Regions from separate parts of the Homo sapiens genome. Here regions 2, 3, 4, 5 and 6 are each linked to region 1. A link is a loop called in an ENCODE intact Hi-C map of the cell type or tissue named here. Cell type or tissue: PC-3. All regions are shown on one strand.

What was found. Peaks named below come from ENCODE experiments on the same cell type or tissue, not always from the same donor. Only the 100,000 strongest peaks of a DNase experiment are listed, where the experiment ranks them.
Region 2: it touches region 1 in a loop (9-fold over the local background); 16 of 110 quality-filtered maps call a loop at or near these places.
Region 3: a loop joins it to region 1, with 5 times the contacts of the local background. A loop is called at or near these places in 4 of 110 quality-filtered maps.
Region 4: it touches region 1 in a loop (4-fold over the local background); 97 of 110 quality-filtered maps call a loop at or near these places.
Region 5: a loop joins it to region 1, with 5 times the contacts of the local background. A loop is called at or near these places in 10 of 110 quality-filtered maps.
Region 6: it touches region 1 in a loop (13-fold over the local background); 7 of 110 quality-filtered maps call a loop at or near these places.

Annotation. Positions count from the first base shown.
Region 1 is chr6:45,713,365-45,717,364 of GRCh38, forward strand. No RefSeq gene overlaps it. Among named protein-coding and RNA genes, the nearest start is that of RUNX2-AS1, 140 kb to the left of the region's middle. RefSeq lists a silencer at 1,368-1,662. In PC-3, a CTCF peak has its summit at 1,566; a DNase peak (open chromatin) is centred at 1,537; H3K27ac peaks cover 1,688 bases.
Region 2 is chr6:45,920,723-45,924,722 of GRCh38, forward strand. The region is part of intron 4 of CLIC5 (chloride intracellular channel 5); the gene reads right to left. Among named protein-coding and RNA genes, the nearest start is that of CLIC5, 93 kb to the right of the region's middle. RefSeq lists an enhancer at 3,584-3,733. In PC-3, CTCF peaks have their summits at 2,244 (motif pointing left) and 2,447; DNase peaks (open chromatin) are centred at 2,219 and 3,369.
Region 3 is chr6:45,653,888-45,657,887 of GRCh38, forward strand. No RefSeq gene overlaps it. Among named protein-coding and RNA genes, the nearest start is that of RUNX2-AS1, 79 kb to the left of the region's middle. RefSeq lists an enhancer at 1,809-3,008. In PC-3, no CTCF peak of the experiment used is centred here; a DNase peak (open chromatin) is centred at 2,164; H3K4me3 peaks cover 669 bases; H3K27ac peaks cover 3,818 bases.
Region 4 is chr6:44,653,259-44,657,258 of GRCh38, forward strand. No RefSeq gene overlaps it. Among named protein-coding and RNA genes, the nearest start is that of MIR4642, 220 kb to the left of the region's middle. In PC-3, a CTCF peak has its summit at 2,431 (motif pointing right); a DNase peak (open chromatin) is centred at 2,383; H3K4me3 peaks cover 490 bases.
Region 5 is chr6:45,084,546-45,088,545 of GRCh38, forward strand. The region is part of intron 3 of SUPT3H (SPT3 homolog, SAGA and STAGA complex component); the gene reads right to left. Among named protein-coding and RNA genes, the nearest start is that of MIR586, 110 kb to the right of the region's middle. In PC-3, a CTCF peak has its summit at 2,348 (motif pointing right); no DNase peak of the experiment used is centred here.
Region 6 is chr6:45,295,900-45,299,899 of GRCh38, forward strand. The region is part of intron 2 of SUPT3H (SPT3 homolog, SAGA and STAGA complex component); the gene reads right to left. Among named protein-coding and RNA genes, the nearest start is that of RUNX2, 30 kb to the right of the region's middle. In PC-3, a CTCF peak has its summit at 1,620; no DNase peak of the experiment used is centred here.

The DNA.
Region 1 (4,000 bases):
AACTCCTGACCTCAGGTAATCTGCCCACCTTGGCCACCCAAAGTGCTGGGATTATAGGGGTGAGCCACCTCACCTGGTCCCTGAGTGCTTTTACATAGATTATCTTATTTATTCCTTGCAATAAGTCTGTAAAAGTAGGTGCCATTACATTTTAGAGATGAGAAAACGGAGGTTCAGTGGTTCTAGGTGACTTGTCTGAGGTTATCTGAGTAGAAGGTGACAGGGTTGGGATTTGAACCAATGTCTGGCCCCAAAGCCTGGATGCGTCCCTTTATACACACAGGCTCTTCTAATGAAAATGGGGCATTTATTTCTGTATATACTGTGGCTACGTTCTCCAAACAGTTCGGAGCTTTAGAAAATATTTTGAGAATTCTCACTCAGATAGACTTTCCGGCAAATACAACTTATTTTGCTTGAGAATTTCCCTGTTTCTTGCACCTTTGTCTATTCAGCTTGGAGAACCAACCTTGGGGAACAAAATCTCCCTCCACCTATCACAGACATTTTCTTTGAGACAGCAGCTGAGCCACCATCCACAGCTTCACCTATCAAGACAGGTGTCTCTGTTTTCCATGAAAGGTGTGACTGCCGGAGATCTCTGTCTTCAGCATTCTCCACCCTTCCCTCCCAGTGCTGCAGAAAGCCTGGCATAGGGTCAGGCTGGTGAGGCTGGATCCAGGCCTACCTTCTTGAACTTTAAGCCGTAAGTGGGACATTTACAAGGGAAAGATCCCTTCTGTGGAATCTCACTGTGAAGTTTCAAGGGCTGCTGCCCCACGCCCACTATGGGCGCTCATAGCCAGGGCTTCTCTGCGTGTCTTACTCTCATCTCTACATCTTTCACTCTCACCGTTATCTCTGAAGAACCAAAGGGAGAAATCACAGGAGTTGGAAATTCCGATGAACCTTTTGCTCTTAGTTGTTGTGCTGAGGCTGGGTGAGTCTCATTTTTAGAAGAAGATGGTGAGAGATTAGTGACCGTGGCTGCTAATCAGCCTTCATCTGAGGAGGAGGACTGCAGAGCCCCATTTTGTCAAAATGAGAGGGAAAATAAGGCAATGAGGCATGTGAAAGGGAAATGTGTTTTTATTTCCTTAAAACCATGCTTTACTGAAAGAGGCACACTGCTTGGGTCTCAGGCGCCCGAGGTGGACTCTGAAAGCTGGCTCTGAGAAGGGAGCGGGAGGGCAGAGAAGGGGAAAACCCATCTGGGACTTTAGCGAATTTTGAGCTATTCAAAAGTTGTTGATCTTGCCAGATTCCAACTTCTGACAGCTGCTAAATATGGCACCTGAGAAAATAGCTTTGATTTTGTAATTTGGAAATGGGAAGGGAAAATTCATTAGGGTTAAATGCACAGAAAGAACACCAGCGGCTTTCCTGTGTCCATCCAGAGGCTTTTAGAGACTTATTGAGTCCTGGTACACAGAGAGTAGATGTGAGGTCCCGCAAGGACGAAAAAGACATTTCCTCCCCTCTGAGCTTGGGCACTAACAATGACAAGCTGAAGGCAAAGGCTGTTAGGAATTCGCCTCTATGCAACATCCCCCTCTACTGGATTCTTGCATGGAAAACAGCACCCTTACAGCCTCTGCTGCCCTAGAAGGTTTTCAGAGCTCTTTCTCTATGTTAACACACACTTTGGAGTCGCCAAGGCAATTTCCCCTCCCTTCTCTATTATTTCCTTGATTAAGATGAAACATTCTGTAAATGCACACACATCCAAGAAAGATAAGACACCAGAGAGAGAGGAATGAAATGATGATGGGGTCAGTGTGGAATTTTAGGACTCCAGAAGATTGGGTTGTTTACCTAGTGTGGGATTGAGGGCCAGAGAGGGGGGCCTTGCTGGAGGCACACAGCTGGTAAAAGGCAACACTTATGCTGGAACCCCACCTCTCCCGACTCCCCTTTAGTGCTCTTTCTCATGTGACAGAGTGACATGTATATTCAGAGTGATTGAACCTTGAACGTGGTTTCTGGTCATGGAAACCACAGGGCTTGTCTAAGGAGAAGGTGATCCTTCTGATTGTTTCTCTTGCAAGATCTCCTTCTCTGACCTGGGTGGACTTACTGCAGTTGCAACTGACCCCAGGGAATGGGGTCAGAAATGGTCTGGCCCCAGGTCATTGGTGATCCATAGACCATAAGTCCAGGCAGGGAGCCTGATACCATGAGAAGCACCTTCATGTCTTCCCCAGTCACAGGGCTGGGGCCTTCCCTATTAGAGTCAAGTGCATCTACAGCAGTCTGCCCAGTAGAAATTTCCACAATGGTGGAAATGAGCCATGTCTGCACTGTCTAATATGTAGCCACCAGCCACATGTGACTTCTGAGTCCTTGAAATGTGGCTAGGGTGACTGAGGAACTGAATTTTGAATTGTATTTAATTGTAATTAATTTAAATTTAAATAGTTACATGTGTCTAGTGGCTACTTGATGGACAGGACAGTTCTAGGAAAGACTTGTTGACATATATACATCACTTGGCCAATGAGACAGTAGTTTTCTTATTAGGTGCTGCTTGATAATTGGCAGGGCTGCGAGCAGAGGACAGAACCTGGGATGTGGCAGAACAGCTTGTACAAGCAGTGCTGGAGCAGGAGGAAAAACACCAAGGCTAAACTCTTGCTTCTGCCCCAGAGTAGCCGCATGAATTTGGGAAACACTTGGGACTCCATGTCTTCATCTGTAAAATGGGGAGGTGATTTGGTTCTCCACCTCTTTGCCTCAAAGGAGCCCTTTTATTATTTTTCCTCTATTGATTCTTTTTTAGACAAAAAAGCCTGTCTATGACACAAGCAACATTTACTGAAAGAGGAATTGTTGACATTTAAAATGACAAACTTGTAATCAGAATCTTTAACACCAGCTAACTAGAATGAACACAGTGAGTGGATATAATTCCATCCAAAAGCAAAGCACCTGAGGCATAATTAGCCTGTCTGGTCTCATGTGTAGCACACTCATATGCTTATGAATGGCTTTAAAAATACGAAGAATACCTCTAGGACTCCCGTTATGGCCTGCTAGGACATTTAGGGGGCTCAGGGACCCAGGTTAGGATCCAGATGAGATGATCTCTACCTTCCTTCTGGGTCTTAGAGTTATGAGTCCAAGGAGGATTTGATGGGAGGATGTGGTCAGGAGTGAACAAGTTAGTACAGCACTTTTGGGGGAATCTGGGCCTTGTTGAGGGGAGGACACTGAAATGTAGATGGGAAAACCATGCAGGAGAATCTCACCTGATTCACGCTTTTGCTTAGGGCACTGCTTGGGGGCTACTGGAAAATGTTAGAGCCATCTGGGCCAGAGATGGCATCCGGATCAGGCAGCCACCAGCTGCCAGCCACCATACCAGGCTGTTCTTCTTTCCCTCTGGGCACCACCTCCAACAGTGGGGGACAGGGCATGAGGCAAAGGGCCATTTGCCTCCCAGCATGCGACCCTCCGAGGCTGTGGAGGTGCCACAGAGAGGGTGGTGGGAGGAAACCCAGAGCAATGAAGCAGAACCTGAGAAAACTTCACACAGGAAGCTGCAAGGAAGCTCCTTCTCCCGCTCAGAGGGTCTGTGAGAGTGGAATGTTCTCTTTGAAGGATGTGCTTTCAGGCCGAGCTGACATCTGTGCAGCACTTCTGCATGCTCTGGCCTCAGTTACCTCATTGGATTCATACAGTAGTTTTCTAGGAGGGAGAAGATATTAGTCCACCTTACAGGCAAGTAAGCAAAGGACCTGGGAGGCCAAAGACCAGCATGAGATTATTTAGCTTGCAGATGGCAGCTCTGGTATTCACACCCAGGACGGTGGAGGCTCTGACCCTAGGCAGTATGCCCTGACCCTGTGATACGCTGCCTCTGATGACAGGACATGACCTGTGATGACCTCATCGCTGTTGCTCCTATTACCTGGTACCGTCTTGGGAAAGGACACCTCCTTTAACTCAAAACCAAGAATGATCTCTCCTTGGTTTTCACATCTTCTGTCCTTTACTTATT
Region 2 (4,000 bases), 210 kb after region 1:
AGATGGACTAGGCCAAAGATCCAGGAGCAAGCGGGATGTAGGAGCCCCAGCAGGGCCCAGGAGGATTGGGAGGGTGAGGAAAAGGGCAGGTGCAGGCCAAGCAGGCAGAAATGTAGATGCTGCTATAACGAGCTCAATTTTGAGGAGAGGCAAAGATATTCTAAGGGGATTTTGAGGATGTTCAGCTCTGTGATGGGCAGTGTAACCAATCCCCTCCCCCACCAGAAAACTTTACATAAAGATCTGCATTCATCTTTCAGGTTTTAGAAATGAGTCATGTAGCTTTTTTCTCAGTTGCCAAAGTCCTTAAAGAAAGAGAACAGTAGCCCAGTTACAGTTAGGTTATATGAGTATGAATGACCACACAAAGGCAAAATTATAAAGCAGGTGGAAACTGGGGTTTTCTCATCCGCAGTGACCTTTCTAGGACTCATGGCAGGTAAGGGGGGGCTGATTTTCAGGTCCCTTTGTCTTTTAAATAATGTCTACACCAGATTCTTAGACCACATGAAGTCAGAAATGGCAGCAAGGTTTTAGAAGATGGGAAGGGGACTTTCTATCAGGTCTGATGGGACGCTCTCTGCTGTGCCTGGGCCCTCTGGCTATGTTTGCATGTCACTGGTTTCATCAAGGAAGAAACAGAGAATCTGGGTCGAGTATGTCGGGGAGCCATGGCTTCTGATAACAAACACAGTAGCAGAGCAGCACATTCACTCTGCCATAAGAGATTTGGGTTTGAATCCTCAGTTATGCTTGTTCACAGGTTCACATCATCTAGTGTCTGGTGCAGAGTGAGACTTGATTAAAGTTAACTGCTATTATTATTATTACAGCTATAGAACTTGGGTTTATGAGAGGATGAAGGGGAAGAAGACACCGAGAGAAAGATGAGAGAAGAGATAGCTCAAGGCAGAAATTCAGTGTCTGAAGTGAAGTTTATCTGAACATCCTAGCATGTTCCAGGTCCAAGGAGAATCCTGGAGAGCTTGCAGGATGAAGCTTGCTCTTGACTTTCCTAACATGTTAGGGATCTAAAGTTGCCTGGAAGCATCTCTTTGGGTTTGGCTTTGCTCTCTCCAGGCCACATGGGTGTGTCACATTTTCTTAGTTTGACAGTTTAGAGAGTTCATGTCCACCTTTGGCACTGAACCAAGAACACTGGACTTGGCCTCATAGCCAGAGAGGAGGATGTTGTCAAATTGGCCCTGGGTGTGAACAACCCAGGGGCTCACATGGGGGAGGCAATTCCCAGGCCTCCGTTTCTAGGCACTGCTAAAAACAGGAAAGGCAGAAAGACAAACAGCGGTTTATGAGAAAGCAAAATGCAATGGCAACTTCAACAGATTCCCCACTGTTCCCTCGTGTGGCGTCAGCTGGGCTACAGAGAGTGTGCAGCACGTGGTGCCATGGGTATTATTTGTTTGTTCTAGAAAGAATTTCAGCCTCAGAGGGGAGGATGAATTAAATGACAAGCTCCTATAGTTCTTTCCAGTAAGAAGCCAGTAAATGATTCTTTATTTGAAAGATAGCGTTTAAGTCTTACAATTATGGTGGGTTGGGATATAGGACACTGTTGGTTGCCCACCCTCCTCTGTGGTGGGGAGAATGGGGTGTTTTCTGATGTATTTCCAAGGAATTCAGAAACTTTCTTAAGGAAGACACAGATTCTCCACATAGCTGCTTCCCCAAGCTCTATAGGGGATTCTTATAAAGAAGCATCTTTTTATTTAATACAGCTCCACAAATCACCCTTATATTTGGCGTATGTTCAGAAGTATTAGTACAACAACAAAATGCATATTTTTTTTAAAGGCAAGAGACTTTGGCCAGTATTTGGCTATGTTTAAAACACCAGCATGGTAAACATTTAGGACAACTTTAGCATGCCTTTAGTATAATATTTTCTTAAAGTATGAAGGGAGGTAGGGACTCCAGATCCAAATAATTTTCTAAACCTCTTAAAAGCCACAGTAGATTTGAAGAGAAAGATTATCACTTAGGTCTTCGAATTAAGTTTCCTTTTGTGTACTCATCTGTAGCATGTAAGCTGCCTGAATGTTTATTTATCAACAGGAGAAGGGAGGAAGAGAGAGAGAGAGAAAGAGAGAGAGATAGAGAGAGAGAGAGAGAGAGAGACTGACTGAATGTGGGAGGAAGCTGCAGAGCTAGCGAGCTCAGGAGTGATCAGGGGAGAAGTTCTGGTTAGGGAACCCGGCCCAGACTTTAGCCATGGGGCAGTGGCGACACCTTCTGGCTTATCCCTGAGCAAACAAACAAACAAACAAAAAACTCCCCAAAAACCTATTGTGTATTTTCCACAGAGAACATGTACGTGTGTTTTCTATTAGACTTTCCAGAAACTCATAAATGATTGTAGAACCCATCGTGCTAATAGAAAGTACGGCATAAATGCTGACGGAAGCTATTAATGCTGATTGTAGTTTATGTGGCCAAATGAATCAGGCTGAAATCTGTGAGTTTTTTTATGGTTACTTTATAACAGGTTATTTTTAAGTATCAGGCCATAGATTAGGTTTAATGCGGATGCTCACACACTTAGAATGAGCTGGTTAAGAGAGATTCTAACTTTATCAGTCATCCGTTCCAGCGTTTAGACCTAGAGATTTTTCTCAATTCTCCCTCCCCCAAAACACTTAGGCTGAAGTACATTCACCACATTTTGTCTTGTTTCATCCTCAAATAGCCACATCTTTTACATAAGAGCCATTCACAAACTTAAAAACTGCCTCTGTGCCACTGCAATGCTAGACTGAAATAATTACTGGATTTGGTGATTCTGTGAATATCCTACAAATTCTCTTCCAGTTGCCCATTCTTTTATTTGTTAAACAGGCATCTATTCGGTGCCCACTGTGGGCCAACTTTGTGCCCCTTTCCCCACATGGATTGCTGGGTGAGGACCCTGATGGGGAAGGTGGGAAGTGTTGAGTATATTTAAGGAAATACACATGGTAGTCATTCATTGAGTATTCATCGGATCGTGAACTGATTTGATCACCATTTCCTAAATGACACACTCTTGTTTAATTCAGCACTACATACATATTAAATAGTGGATTATATTAAATGTTAATATACGCAAGTCAAGAGCACAGATCATGGGACCAGCTGCCTGGGCTGGGGTCCTGACCCTGACACATACTAGCTTGGGCAGGTTGCTTAACCGGTGCTTGTTTCCTTCTCTGCAAAGTGGAGATCATAACATGGCATACCTTAGAGGGTTGCTGGGAGCAATAATTGAGTCATCACCTGCAGAGGGCTTAGTACAGTGCCCGGCATGCTGTAAGCAGTTGTTATGTACAATGTGTATGTGCAACGCATGATGATGCTGATGTATGAGAAACAAAGCATACAAAAAAAGCAACAAAAAATTCTTAGAGCTGCAAGAAAAAAGTGGCTCTTGCCTCTGGCTCTGCTCAGTAAACATCGTGCTTGACTCATCCTCTGCCCTGAAATGCTGACATGAACAGGGATATTCAGCTGTTCCTTTCATTCTGACTCTACAGCCAGAACCACAGTCCCCCAGCCGAAAGCCTTCATCATAACAGATGTGAAATGGGGCAACCTTAAAGGTTGGGGGTGACTGATACTTACACAGAATTCCCCAGATATGCTACAAGTACACCTGGACCTCCCTCCCCCTTGCTCAGAGCAGTTCCCTGGATACCCTAATGTGCCCCAGCAAAAATTACAGTTTGTGGGGAGAAGCTACCCATTGGATGTTTGAGTTGCACAGCTTTTACTACATGAGTCTTGCATCTCCTAAAGTTTGAAGTGTGTAGCAAATTAAATGTGCAATTTTATACTTCTGTTTCCTGAAATCTAGTAGGGGGTAAATGACTCAGATTTTTCCAGCACCAAAGGAGAATTTAAAATAGTGTGTCCTTTTTGGCAATGGCTAGGACAGGTATTTTCACCAGAGAGAGAAAAAATATCACCTTAACTTGAAAGTGAATATATAAGAATTGAATATACAAGA
Region 3 (4,000 bases), 59 kb before region 1:
TAATCCTCATCCTCAGGAGCCTCCGGGGTGCTTAACCCATACCTGATCTATCATGTTCTCCATAGCAATTTATTTTATCAGCTCTTCCCATTCCCATTTTATAAACATTTATGGTAATGCCATATATAGATCTTTCAAGTGCTTGGACAAAATTGTGAATTAAGGTGTCAAACTTCTCCTCCACCTTTTTATTGTGGTAAAGTATACACAACATGAAATTTACTATTTTAACCATTTTTAAGTACATAGTTCTGTGGCATTAAGTACATTCACACAGTTGGGCAACCATCACCAGAACTTCATCCTTCCCAACAGAAGCTCTGTATCCTTTAAGCACTAACTCCCCCTCATTTTGCTTTCTGTCTCTATCAATTTGACCACTCCAGGAACTTCATACAAAAGAAATCATACAATGTTTTGTGTACTGGCCTTTGTGACTGGCTTATTTCACTTGGCAGAGGTCTCCAAGTTTATCCATCTTGTAGCATATATCAAAATTTCCTTCCTTTTTAAAGCTGAACAATATTCCATTGTATGTTTGTGCCACATTTTGTTTATTCTTTCATTCATGGATAGGCACTTGGGTTGCTTCCACCTTTTGACTCTCGTGAATAATATTGTTATGAACATGGGTGTACAGGTATCTGCTCTCACTTCTTTCTCTTCCCTTCTTTAAAGGTAGTCTTTGAGCAGAAGCACCTCTTGGCTGCTTGAATCCATCTGGATGGCTGCCCTTCTCCCTTGTCTTGACTTGGCTTTATTATCAATTGATGATGAAGTCTGTTTCTGATGAGCTCAACCCTCAGCCACCAGAAAATTAGGCTCTGAATGATATATACAGAAATAAATGTGTGATGACTTTTCTAATGTCACTCCTTGGGAAATCACTAGCACTGCTAGAAACAGAGACTAGGGATTTCCCCAGGGCTGGGCCTTCTCATTCTCAGATGGTGGCCCCTTAGGGGTCAAAGCCACAGAAGATGGCCAGTATTCTGCCTGGGAGAGTCAGTGGGCACCTCCCAGCCAGGGCTCCTGGACATCTCTTCGGAGATCCTGGTCCATTGGCTGCAGCAGAGCCTGGATGAAGCCAAGGCCGTGGTTTCAGCTGCCCCTGGGCCAACCCTCCTGACTCAGTGGCTATAGACTGCATTGCTACTCTCAGGCAGCTGACCTAAACAGCACTTGGACTTGAACAAACAAAATGAAAATTGTAAAAGAAATTTATAATAGAAAAAAATCACATGTTTTCAAAATAGAGGATGCCCAAATATGAGAGAGAATGGAATGAACTGAACAAACATGGGTGTTGGAATCAGCCAGATATAGATCAAGACATGGGTCTTATCAGCCATGGGGTTTGTGCAAGCCATCCAAATTCTGTGAGCCTCAGCTTCCCCATTTACAAATGGATATAGGGTCATTAAATGAAAAAAAAATAAAAAACATGAAACTTGCTTTTATTGAGCAGACCTTATTGCATATTAGAATCACCTGGAGAACTTTTAAAACCTAGGATGTCTGGGTATGACTCCTAGAGATACTGATTTAATTGGTCAGGGGCACCGATAGTGTTTATAAAACTCCCCAGGTGATTTTAATGTGCAGTCAAGGTGGCATATAACTGGCCTAGAGTGTAGCAGACCCTCCTCAAATATTAGCTTTCCTCAGTCCTCCTCCCATGCCTGCAAAAACTCTAGAAAGCACATGCCCTCCCTCACATGGAATAGCCTTGGCATCAGCTGCCTTGGTTCATATCACAGCTCTGTGCCAGTGACCAGGGTTCCTAACATAGCCGAGCCTCAATTTCCTCAATGGTAAGATGGGATTGATGACAGAAACCACTTCTAGTTTTCTGTGAAGATTAGAAGAGATAACGCATGGCTTGGAGTTAGAGAGTACACAATAAATGTCAGCTCTTATTGTGAGCATGGTCAGTGTCAAGTCAAGAATCCCATCATTTCCACTGCAGCCAGCCCTTCTCACCCCCTCCCTCCCCAAACCCCAAAGCAGAGAAACCAACCCTCCTGTTCCCTGCAGAGGGCTGGTCAGTTCCAGCTCTCCTGCTGAGCCATGTTCCTAGGAGATGCCTGGTGAGAACTTGGGATCAGATTGAGTCAGAGGTATTTGTAGACTTGACTCACCAGGTCTTAAAACCAGAAGATTGCCCTGTGGGTCTCATGACATTCCTGGAAAATAAAAGAAGTGAATATTATTGGGCTGAGTTCATCAGACACTCAGCCCTCCCTTTTGTATGCCGGTGCTTCTGAAGAGAGCAGGCAGCAACTTAGCCAAGTCTGAACCATCAAAGGCAATGGCCTGGTTGCAGTGCAGGGAGATGTTGCTTCTCCTGAAGACAGGTCTGTTCCTCTTTCCATTCCTCTTCTCTTCCAGTCCCCCAAGGCTATCGACTTTCTCCTCCTTCCAGGTTCCTGGGAAAATGTTTCTGAGGGCTGCCTCTGGTGAGGTGTGTCAGAGCTGAGCTATTTTCGAGGGCTGGGTGTGGGCTGGGAAGGGGCCACCCATATTCCAAAGAATAAGAAAGGGAAAGTTCCCCTTCTGGAGCCAGGATTTCTGGAACCTTGCACTGAAGCCCCAGCCAGGTAGGGGACCCATTTCTCTGAGGCCTTCTTTCCCCACACTGCGTCACATCCCTAACAATAGTAAGTCCTGTTGTTTCCACATCCCAACTATCTCTAGAATCTACTTCTCTGTATCTCCAGAGCCACAACCCTAGCAAAAGCCACTGCCATTTTATAATTTCTCACCTGCAACTGCAACCTCCTGTTTCTACTGTTTCTATTCTCTCTACCCTTGTCTTCCCAACCTGCCACCGGCAGGCAGGTAAAATTTTCAAAATATAAAACTGATCATGACACATACACGCATATGCACATTTAAGCTTAATACTCTTTCAAAGCTTCACATTGCTCTTGGGATAAAGGCAAAACCTCTAACAAGTCTGACAAGGTCATGTAGATCAAGATTTGGTTTGGCTATGAGTGACAGAAAACCCAAGTTAATAGGGGTTTGAATAGATAAGGTTTTCTTTTCTATGTGAAGAGTCTGCATTTCAACCAGTGAGGATTGGCACAGCAACTCCTTAAAGTGATGGGGGACTCAGACTACTTGAGTTATCTGCTCTGTCATCCTTAGTATGCAGTTTTCACTTCACAATCCAAGAGGGCTGCTTGAGCTCCAGCCATTGCAACCAAATCTCAGCTCACAGGAAGGAGGAATTGCACACAGCACTTCTACTTGCATCCTTCTGTGCAGAATTTAGTCACATGGCTACAGGTAGCTGAAAGAGAGGCTGGAAAATGTAATAATATTTTTTTCCAAGTGGCCATAGCCCACCAAAAATGGAGGAAGAAGGGGAGAATAGATATTGAGTGATAACTGGCAGTGTAAATCATATAGTACTCCTCTCCTGAGCATCATTATACCTCATGCCTTCTTCCCTTGGCTCTCTCCACTCCAGACACACTGGCTTTCTCCAGATGTTCCACACATTTGCAATACTCCCTCCTGCCATAGGCCCTTGCTCATGCTTCAGTGTTCTCTCCTCCCTCCTACTTAATTACTAATCCTTCAGAACTCCACTCAAGCAGAGTTCCCTCAAAGAACCTTCCAGAGGTCAGATCCTCATATTTAGAAGGGATTTTTTATCCTCCTCTTGTATGTTTAGCTTATAACATGTAGATTCTGTCACTGTTGCAATCACACATTTGTTTTGTATGACTATTTTCTGCACATCATCTGTCCCATGATGAGGACAGAATTTAGGCTTGGTTTTGTGCACTATGGAGCATCCTGCCTGGCACACAGTAGGTGCTCAATAAGTATTTCTTGAATGAATCAATGAATAAATTTAGATATTACCTAAAATGTATTAAAGGGGGACCAAGAATTAGGCAAAGGGTTTTCCTGGGGCAAGTCATAGGGAGTGGCTGAGAGGGGTTGGGAGATGCATTCTAAATAGTCCATCCAAATCTAGTAGGCT
Region 4 (4,000 bases), 1.1 Mb before region 1:
GTGACAGGATGGCAGCGGGGGCCAGCTACTTTCCCTTCTTGCTGACAAAACCCAGGCTCTCTGTCTTGTCACTGTCCTCAGTTTTAGAGTATGTGTCACTGGGTGTTGGTGTCACTGGACTTTGGGTCCTGGAACTGGCTGAGTGGAGATGAGGTGGGGGTGCCATTAAGTGTGCAGGTGGGGTGGGGACTGTGTGTGTAAAATTCTTTTCTCTATTCTATAGGATTCCCCTTTGGCTACTCATCTCAGTCCTGCACCCTCCAGAGCTTCAAGGAGCAGAATACTTAGAAAAGCAAAAAAGGGAATCTGGGAAACAAACAACAACAACAAAAAACCCACACAGTTGTTATGATGGGGTTTTTTTTTTGTAAATGTCTTCAAAATCTCAGTTCAGGTTCAGGGCTCAGCTCACCTGCCATCCAGGCTGGTTCTCTCAGTTCACTCAAGCCTATGTCATGCTGTGGCCACCTGGATGTGAGTATTCAACCAGGACTGGTCCCATCCCTGTTCCTTCTGCTACCGGGGCCATCTGAGCTGCTCCTCACCCGGAGACAGAATGGATGCAGTGCCTCTCTGCACCCCCAGCCCCACCCCCAGCTCAGCCCGACACAATAACAAACAGCCCTGTGAAAAGCACTTACATTTATGAACTGTTTATAAATTTACCGACATTGATTTATGACTCTTGGCTAGACCTGATGTGAGTCTCTTTAGGGGTATTTCTTCCTTTCTTTCTTTCTCTCTTTGAATTTTTTTTTTAAGTGTTAATGTTACGGTTCACATTCTTAATATAGCCACACGCCAGGAACTATCCGGAAGACAGCTGGGAGCCCGACCAATGACCCATGGGCAGGAACCTAGACTTGATTTATGCCGGGGCTGTGGCTGGTGGAGAAAGCTGTTTCTGGTTGGTTCGGGGACAGGCTGTTCTTTCAGAAGAAGACCCCTAAGAGAATGCCTCAGCTCTGAGGGGCAGTTGCAAGAAGCAGGAAGAGGGCAAACTGGATTTGGAACTGTGTGAACCTCACTGCTTCCTAGATATGTGACTTGAGACACCCTGAGCCCCAGTTTCCTCATCTAGGTAATAGGGATAATAAAACTGACCCTGAGTGGCAGCTACAAGAGTTAATGGGGCCCTATTGGTAAAATACTTAAATGTGGCTTCCCCATAGTAGGTGCTCAGTAAATGATGATGAGGACTTTCCAAAGCTTGATCAACAGTGATTATTTATTAGCCAGTTTTGTATACAGTTTGGAATGGAAATGTGCCACTAGCCTCTTCAATGAAGTTATAGTCAGGCTCCCCACACAGAGCCCAGACTCCCTTTCTCAGCCATGAAAAACGCTGGAGGGGCCTGGAGGAAAGTATGAATGAAGAGCTCCTCCCTGCCGCTGCTCTGCCTGTCACTGCACACACGAAGAAAATTGGTATCACTCTGGCCAGGTGCGGTGGCTCACACCTATAATCCTAGCACTTTCAGAGGCCGAGGCGGACAGGATTACTTGAGCGCAGGAGTTCGAGACCAGCCTGGGCAACATGGTGAACCCCTGGTGGCATGCACCTGTGGGAGGATGACGCAGGAGAAGCACTTGAGCCTGGGAGGCAGAGGTTGTCGTGAGCCGAGACTGCACCACTGCACTCCAGCCTGGGTGACACAGCAAGATCCTGCCTCAAAAAAAAAAAAAAAAAAAAAAAAAAAAAAAAAAAAAAGAAAGAAAGAAAAAGAAGAAGAAGAAAAAAGAAAGAAAGTAAGGGAAGGAAGGAAGGGAGGGAGGGATGGAAGGAAGGAAGGAAGAAAGAAAAACAAAGGAAGAGGAAGGAAGAAAAAATTAGTATTACTCTCATTGTGTCACTAACTTTAATTACTACCTATATTATTATCTATGACTGTCTTTGCTAAGGAAAGAAGGAACTAACATTTATTGAACACCTTCAGTTGTCAAGAACTTGGCAGGACTTATTTTAAGTCTCATATAACCCTCTGAAGTGGGTGTTGTTATTCCTATTTTACAGATAAAGAAACTGAAATTCAGAGAGATTAAAGTAATTTTCCCATGATCCCACAGCTGGTAAGTGGCTGAGATAAGACAGAAACCCAGCCTCACTCCTAAACAACCCATTTCCCCCAAAACTCTTATCTACCTTATCTACCTACCTACCTACCTAAAAAAACAAAACAAACCCCTGAAATCCTGACTGAGGGCCTGAGAACCTCATGGTGAGGTGTGAAAACCCGTGCAGAGCACAGCATGTCCTGTGACATGAATATCAAGGAATGTCCCCAGGCAACCCGTGCCTGCTCAGCCGCTGTAATTGAGACAGACCCCACCTCTTGCGACAGAGCCTTTCTGGGTCTAAAAGAAGCAGGAACAACAAAGAAGCAAACAACTGGGGCTCGAGTCTACCCGCAGGGACGCCCGCAGACACCAGGTGGCGCCCGAGTCTGGCCGAACGCTGAGCTCCCCTCGGTCTGATTTCTGAGGGGGCACAGCGTCCACCGACTGTCAAATAGAGTGGGTGGAGGTGATGGCCAGCCAAAGAGAGGTGTCCTAGCTATGGTTGGGTGGCCTGTGGGGGAGATGCTACGTGAGGGTGCCCTATCCAAACACTGAGCACCGAGGGGTGATCCTGATGTCCACCACAGTGACCCGGGGAGGAGTTGTGAGCTCATGGTCCCAGGGTCCTGCCATGCAGGCACCAGGGACAGAAGACGGAAGTGGGGGTTCCTTCAGTTCCTCCAAGAGAGCCGTTTTCCATTCCCCGGCAGAGGCCACCTCAGCCCCTCCGCAGCTCTGTGCTTGGCCTGGGTGGACCCCGACCAGTGGATGTGGTTGAGCAGGAGGAGTCCTTAGACCCCAGCTTCTGGTCACAGGGGAAAGGAGTCTCCCGCGTTGGGGATCCCCATCCCCCTGGAAGCCAGGCCCTTCTGTCCAGGGCCCTGTGCCTTCTCTTACTGTGGACTGAGCCTCCACTCTTGGTTTCCACTTGGTAGAATGTCTGGATGAAAACAATCACACTTGGATTCCAGGTGACACAGACATGCCCAAAACCCTGGTGACATAGCTCAAGCAGAAAAAGGGACGACTTGATGTAGCAGTCTCCTACCTTTGTCTGCCCCACCTCCTAATTACCGGGACCATCTCAGTCTTTCCAGGACTTGCCAATTTCATACATCCCAGTTTTTCTTATAAGTCATTGAAAATAGTCTGGAAAGCCCAATATTCAATGTGGCATCTCCCAAACAGCTTCTCTCAGCCAGAAGTGGGACAGAACTCTAAAAGTGCTGGGGTTTGGTTTACATACTAAGGTCACCCATGGCCTATCCTATATTCCTAAGGTGAGGCTGTTGGAAGGGGAGAGGCTCCTTCTACCCACGCAGAGCAACATGGAAAGGCAGCCACCTGCCCCCTCAGCTTGCAGCCTGGAGGCCTTTGCGTTCCTCTCCATTTATATGTCCTGGATTCCAGAGCCAAAATCTTCTACGCCCATAGACAGAGAGTAGGTTCATTCAGAGGCTCATTAATTACATGGCTAAGAGAAGGAAGGGGAAGAAAAGACTCATGAAAATGTTCATTTAAACTTAATTGCTGCCCATGCTCTTGCTAATTGAAGTAGCTCCGTTGCATTTCACTTATGTACCTGAGTGTATTTAAAATGGGATATTGCACAGTATAAACTAAGCCACATCACAAACTAACGATCTGGAAAATCTCAGTTAAATAAACAAAGCTGGCTTTAAGTTACACAGGAGAAACATGTAGTCTCCCGTGCGTACACACACACACACACACACACACAGACACACATACAGCCAAAGCACCAGGATCTCAGACCTTCGGTTCATATCTTCTCCTTCATAGTTCAAATTAAACACAGTCTTAGTCTCTTGCTCTCTCTTTTCCTCTCTCTTTCCCTTATTAAATTTATTTTTAACAGTACCTTAAAAAAATAAACTCACCCCTCTGTGCCACTCCTATGCCAGGTGCAGCCAGGGGCAAA
Region 5 (4,000 bases), 630 kb before region 1:
AGCAGTTTGGAGATTTCACAAAGAACTTAAAACAGAAGTATCATCTGACCCAGGATCCTATTAATGTGTATACACTCAAAGGAAAATAGATCATTCTACCAAAACCACACATGCACTCATGTTCATCACAGCCCTATTCACAATAGCAAAGACATGGAATCAATCTAGGTGTCCATCAACAGTATATTGGATAAAGCAAGTGTGTTACATACACACCACGAAATCCTATGCAGCCATAAAAAAGAATGAAATCATGTCCTTTGCAGAAACATTGATATAGCTGGAGGCCATTATCCTAAGTGAGTTAATGCAGGAACAGAAAGCCAAATACTGCATGTTTTCACCTGTTAGTGGGAGCTAAACACTGGGTACAAATGATGTAAAGATGGGAACAACAGACACTGGGAACTATAGGAGGTAAGAGGGAGGGAGGGGGCCAAGGGTTTAAAACTACCTGTTGGGTCCTATGCTAACACCCTGGGGGATGGGATCCTTCATATCCCAAACCTCAGTGTCACTCAACATACCCATGTAACAAACCAGCACATAAATCCCTTAATCTGAAATAAAAGTTGAAATTTTTTAAAAAATTAATTAAAAATAAATAAAAATGTAGAAAAGAAAGTGCAAACATCTATACATTTGCACTAAGTGCCAGGGGAAAAATGTGATTTGAAATTTTTTCTGTCCTGTCTCCCAACACAGGTTTAAATATTTAATTAAATATTCTGAAGCATCTCTATGCACCCAGAAACAAAGTATTTATATACATTTTTGCTATTGCTGGAATTTTTATTCAACATAAATGTGTGTGACATTCTCAAATGATAATTTTCAACCCATTTAAAGCCAAGGGAAAACTACATACTCCATACTACCTGTTTTGTTTCTCCTTTTTTTACATCTGACAAAGTTCCTTTCAGACCTTTTGGGTCACCTGTTCTAGAGATACAACTGAACATATTTGGTACCTCATTTCTAAGAACTTGGTTAATTCTAGAATGAACTTGATGATTATGGAAAAAATTATTCAGAAATTATGGAAATCCACCCAAAAACCTGATTATATGAGAAATGTAGCAGAAAGTATTTAACACTGTAATCAAAATTCCTTTCTACTTATCTCTTGCTTGTATATGTTTTCCACATTTCTATATACTTATCTTTTCTGTTAATTAAGACAACATGAATGACAACTTCATTTGGCACTTTATCTCTTGAATGAGATTCAATCGAATACTGGATGATTAATAAGTAGTTGATGAATGGATCAAAAGAAGAATGATAATTTTTGCTTGTCTGGGGAAAAGGTATTACACGAATTATAAAACAACGGCTTATTAGGTAGAAATAAAAAACACAAGTATATTAAAAACATCATAACTATTATTTAAAACAACTCAATTATAATCCTCCTATATTTAAAATGTTTGATCTTTAGGTATGAGAAACATACTTCTCTGAAAATTACATTTGGAAAGTCAAACACTGAAGGTTGCAGGAGTTCTATCAGAAATTACTTGAAACTTAGTTTCTGTCACTGACTTTGTAAAGTTAAGCATAAATTAAAGGCTCAATCTTAGCTAAAAATTTTCATCCTATTAGTAATATCATTCCCCATTTTAATGAGAGACACAAAAAATAAAATGAACAAATTTCATTATCTGTATTGGCCAACTATATTTCTGACATACCAAATGCTTACTGCACAAATAAATTTTCTCCGAATTATATATACAGTTTCACCTAGTTGTGTAAAATCGGATATTAATCGACACCTTTAAACCTTATTACTAGGAAATCTGGGGCATTAAAATCATCCTTAGGAACTCATAGGAAATGGTAAACATATAATATCACCAAGTCTCCCTTTTTGAAAATTAGAAATAACTCAATCATGCTCCATTCCTGGTCAACCAAGAATTTTAAATTTATAATGCTTGCATGACTAAATGTGATTTTGTTCTATGACACAGAGACTAAGCATACATAAACTAAATCAGCCACTTAGACACGTAGCTTGAAGTACTTATGTACATAACAAAGCACTGGGATTTTAAGAATCTTGGTTTTAAAAACTCCCTCCAGCAATTCTTCCATCTCTAAAACTCTAGGCTTCTTAGAGTTTTGTTGCATTCAAAATGGCCTCAGCAATTGGTTCATAATGATGTCACAGGAGTAACCAGAAAAACTGTGCATCACTGGTACTGAAAATGAGAGTTATTTATCTGTGAATAGGTACACGGCTAAAATATGTTGAACGTAAATCTATTTCCATAATTATTAATAAATAAAATTTAATATTTAAGATATCAGTAATAGTGAACACTAGGTGTCAGTGTAAGAAACGGAAAAATATTTTTAAAAACCTGTTGTTTCCAATCAGGTGTATAACAATAAAATCAAAAGCAGCTGTGACCACATTTACTTATAATTACATAATTCGGTTAACAAGCCAATCTTTCTTTCAAACAAAAATTTCTGTTCCAAAACCATCAAGAGTTTAAAATCAGATTAAGCTAATTATTAGAAGTTACAAGTCTTTTGTAACCTTGGCTACATAAAGCATAGCAAATTTTTACTTTTAAGAATATATATTTTGAAGAAAATTCTACTTTTAGGAATACATATTTTGAAGTGTTAAAGTGCAGAACTACTATACTGCATTATTTTCGTTGGTTATTTTTCAAAATAATAATGCTGGATGATTAATAAATGATACTGAATTTTAAGCTTTTCCCCAAACAGAAGTTTCCCACATAAATTTCAAGTTATTAAAAGTTAAAATGTTTAAAGGGTCAATTCACAAGGAAAGGGCACACGAACTTAGGAAGTACAATTGCTTCTCTTAAAATTTTAGTACCTAGAATTTTTCTAAAGTATAAATGCTATCATTTATACTAAAAATATCATCTAATAACTTTACCAATATTTCAGATAAAGAGTTTTCTCTATAGACTTTTGAGGGTAAATGCTTTTAAAACACAAGTTTTAAAAAGATTATTATTAGCAATAATAATAAAAGGAAATGTCAACATCAAAACAGTGTCCCTAGTTTTATGAAAAGGCACTTTACAATTTACAAACACATTCATAGTATTACTTAATTTACACCTAATAATAATAATATAAGAAATCTATACTCATTTTAGCACACTGGTCAAGTTTGGGGGCTTGAGCTCTCTGTTTCATCTACCTATTTATCCATTTCTCTGTTTCACCTCCCTCAAACTCCACATTACTATGTACTTATGAAATCATGTATTTTTCAAGAATGTTGGGAAATTTCTTCACACAATATTCTGAAAACCATCAAGTTTGAAAAAGAAACAAAACTAAACATAGAAGTCGCCACTAAAATACAATATCTTAGGACTCGAAGATCATTTAGGAGAATATTCAAGGATTTGCTGGATAAAAATAAGTGCTTTCAGTCAATGCTGTTTCTTATTTCAATGATAGTTAAGTTCTATTCCAATTATAGAGATAAAACGAGAAGGCATAAAATTAATGGAAAAGCTTCCTAAGTCTCCAGGATTGAAATGAATTAAATTTAGATCATTCTGCGTCTGCAGGTTTCTTCTCAGGGACATAAAATCAGACGGGAACTGACAAGAAAGGAACAAGGAAACTCATGTTTAATAAATTATCTAAACTGGGTTTTAAGAATGTTGAGGTATCTAAGAATATTGGCAATAAAAAGTAGAGGTAGGAGAAATAGTGACAAAACTGTATAAGGCATGACATGCTAAAGCAGAAGGGTGGCCTCAGAAATACTGCATGCTATGAATCTTCGAGCGCTCTTTCTGCCTCTTAGTGTCTTTGCCTTTGACACTCTGTTACTCCAAATGTCAAAAAATTTTTTGGCTGCCATTAATCCTGTTCCCATTGGCAAATAATGTAGACCAGTGTTAGGTCATTTACACACATTATCTTATATAATGCCTATGATGTAGGTAAATTCCAAGAGATGACTAAATGAGGACTTGGATTAAGGAAT
Region 6 (4,000 bases), 420 kb before region 1:
ACTATGGAAAATGGTACGGAGATTCTTTAAAGAACTAAAAGTAGAACTACCATTTGATCCAGCAATCCCAATCCTGGGTATCTACCCAGAGGAAAAAAAAGTCATAGGAAAAGATACTTGCACACACGTTTATAGCAGCACAATTCGCAACTGCAAAAACATGGAATCAACCCAGATGCCCATCAATCAACGAATGGATAAGGAAATTGTGATATATATATAAGTATATATACACACATATACATATACATACACACATATACATACATATATACATACACATACTACACACACACACACACACACACACACACAATGCAACACTACTCAACCATAAAAACGAATGAACTAATGGCATTCACAGCTACCTGAATGAGACTAGAGACTATTACTCTAAGTGAAGTAATGCAGGAATAGAAAACCAAACATCGTTATTTTCTCACTAATAAGTGGGAGCTAAGCTATGAGAATGCAAAGGCATAAGAATGACACAATGGACTTTGGGGACTCAGGGGGAAAGGGTGGGAAGGGGGTTAGGGATAAAAGACTACGAACAGTGCCAGGTGTGATGACTCATGCCTGTAATCCCAGCACTTTGGGAGGGCAAGGTGGGCAGATTACCTGAGGCCAGGAGTTTGAGACTAGCCTGGCCAACACGGTGAAACCCCGTCTCTACTAAAAATATAAAAATTAGCGAGGCGTGGTGGCACATGCCTGTAATCCCAGCTACTCGGGAGGCTGAGGCAGGAGAAGCACTTGAACCCGGGACACGGAGGTTGCAGTGAGCTGAGATCGTGCCACTGCACTCCAGCCTGGCCAACAGAGTAAGACTCTGTCTCAAAAAAAAAAAAAAAAAAAAAAAAAATTACAAATAGGGTGCAGCGTATTCTGCTCAGGTGATGGGTGCACCAAAATCTCACAAATCACCACTAAAGAACTTATTCATGTAACCAAACACCACCTGTGCCCCGTGGAGATCATGCCACTGCACTCTGCATTCCAGCCTGGCTGACAGAGTGAGATTCTGTCTCAAGAAAAAAAAAAAAAGGAAGGACTACAAATGTATAGCGTAATCTGCTCAGGTGATGAGTACACCAAAATCTCACAAATCACCACTAAAGAACTTATTCATGTAACCAAACACCACCTGTACCCCAATAACCTACGGAAATAAATTTAAAAAAAAAAAAAAGGAAAAAAAAATGATGTGCTTCATCCCCCATTACAGAGCAAATAGTAAAGCCAGGTTTCAGACATCATGAAGTTTAACTCAACCATTATACAAGAAAAATTTTAGAGGAAGGGATATCTATCTACCTGTCATTGTTAACTAAAATTCTCTATAGTAGACTTTTGTCTTAGGTGCAGATTTATAAGGAAAAGAGGAAATCAACTGTATTCAGAGTTATCCTATACAAAGTCCCTTAAGTTTTTAATAAAGTGCAGAATAGTACTGTCTCATAGGCATAACAAAGCTAGATTTTCCTTCACCAGTGTGTCAGATCACTGTCTTTTTTGTACTTCTAGATAAAATAGTTGGTTTGTGTTTAAAGGTTTGTGTTATACAAAAATTACATAAAATATTTTAAACACTAGGAGTCCCTCTGTCACTGAAGTTCCAAGACAGGTTGGCAGAAATGCAAGTTTAGAAGGATTACTATAAATATGCTAACACATTTATTTTAAATCTGAGCTCATTTTATTGTCTTCTGGGAACCAATAAATTGTTGGAGGCTTTTTAAAACTTAACATATTAACAAACTACACACACACAATGTTACACACATGTTCATAATGAACTTGAAGTTCAGTAAGATACTTCCCTTCTCCCCATTACTAATGGTATATAAAATTTTAATACTTTAGGCTCCCTATGCAGCCTATCACCCAGAGAAAACTTAGCACAGAGTAGACATCCAGTATGTATTTACTGAATGAACGATTCAACATGAATTGCTTATCAGCTCCTTGTATTAGGTACTTTACACATATTATTTCATTTAATGCTCACAATATCCATAAAAAGATTATTATGCCTACTTTAGAGATAAAAAAGCATAAAAACACAGAAGTTTAATAACAAGCTTCAGGCCACCAAGCTGATAATTTGTAGAGCCAGGAGTGGAATGCAATTTGACAAAATCCAAAGCTGGTAACTTTTTACAGCTTCATGCAGTTCTCACAATGAAGTTCATCTCTTTTCCACAAGGCTACACTGAGAAGTTTTATGAAGAGTTAGGACTTTCGATAATTTAATGAATGATCATGACTTCAGAAAGTAGAGACAGGAAGATTATTATAGACCAAAGAACGAATAGGAACACGAACACAGAAGACAGACTGGAAGGATGACAGTGCCATTAAGAAATTTTGTTTTCTACATTTTAGCAATGTGCATGAATAAGTTTTAGAATCAGGAAAAACTAAAATTATTTTTGTCACTTAAAAGAAAAAAAAAGTAGGTTATCAAGAGGAGAATGGGAGGTGTATCACAGTTAATTCCTAGATATCTGTTCTTTGATCCACCTGTAACATATCAAAAAAGTAATTTACAAAAATCAGAAAAGAGCCTTCCAAGATGGGCCTAACACATATGAAGAATATTCATTAAAATGTTATCTCTTTTTTTTTTTTTGAGATGGAGTCAGGACGGTCTCGATCTCCTGACCTCGTGATCCATCCGTCTTGGCCTCCCTAAAATGTTATCTCTTAATGACCAATAACTCAAACATCCAAACAACACTTTGTAAAACATACAAAGTTATCAGATCTGCTCAAATGAGACAGAAAAATGACTAAAATTGGCCAATGTAATTGTTACTTTTCTATTTACTGAATGGTAAAATCTGAAAATATCCCATATTGCAAACTAAACCTCTCCACTAAAGTAACTCTCTAGAATATAGGAAACCTTTCAAAGTATATAACCAAATTTATCTTTTAAGTTCCTGTCAACTTTACCTTGATCTCACAATGATCCCTGTGTCTTTTTATATTAAAAATTTTTAATTACTCATCAAAGAATAAAACTAATGCTTCTAAAACATGGACCATTTTAATCCTGTGGCAATAAATTATCCTTGACGAAAAACCATAAAACCACGTAAATGCAAAGTTTAAAAAACATCAAAATAAATTAAAATGTTTTGTAGAATTACATGAAGTGCCCAGGAGCAGTGGTCACACCTATAATCCTAACACTTTGGGAGGCCAAGGCAGGTGGATCATTTGAGGTCAGGAGTTCGAAACCAGTCTGGCCAACATGGTGACACCCCATCTCTACTGAAAGTACAAAAAAAAAAAATTAGCCGGATGTGATGGCAGGGGCCTGTTGTCCCAGCTACTTGGATCACTTGAACCCAGGAGGCAGAGGTTGCAGTAAGCTGAGATTGCGCCACTGCACTCCAGCTTGGGCAACACAGCAAGACTCTGCCTCAAAAAAAAAAAAAAGAATTGTATGAAGTAATGATCTTAAACTGATGACTATGTTAAAAACAAAAGCAGTAATATAAGATATGTGTCCCCTTTAACAAAAGAAATCTTAACTGAAGATTGAAGATTAGAGATTTTAATTCATATGCACACACAAAAATGTGTAATATAAGTAAAAGTTCAATTTTATTTATCTTTTTATGAAAATGCTGTAATATCCACAAGGAGGAATACTGTACACAGTCATTAAAAATCACACTACAGAGATTTTTTAGTCAATTCAGAAAACAAATTTTAATGGTAGCTAAAAAAATTAACAAGCCTATAATCCCAACACTTTGGGGAGGCTGAGGAAGGAAGATCACTTAAGCCAAGGAGTTTCAGACCAGCCTGGGCAACACAGTGAGACCCCGGCTCTGCCAAAAAAAAAAAAAAATTAATTAATTAACAGTATCATGTACATATATATACATCTCAAATACATACAAAAGTAGACTGATTTAAAATTTTTATCTATAGGAAAAATGTTTTTATGTTCTTTTTATTGTCCAACATTTTGTCATTTTTC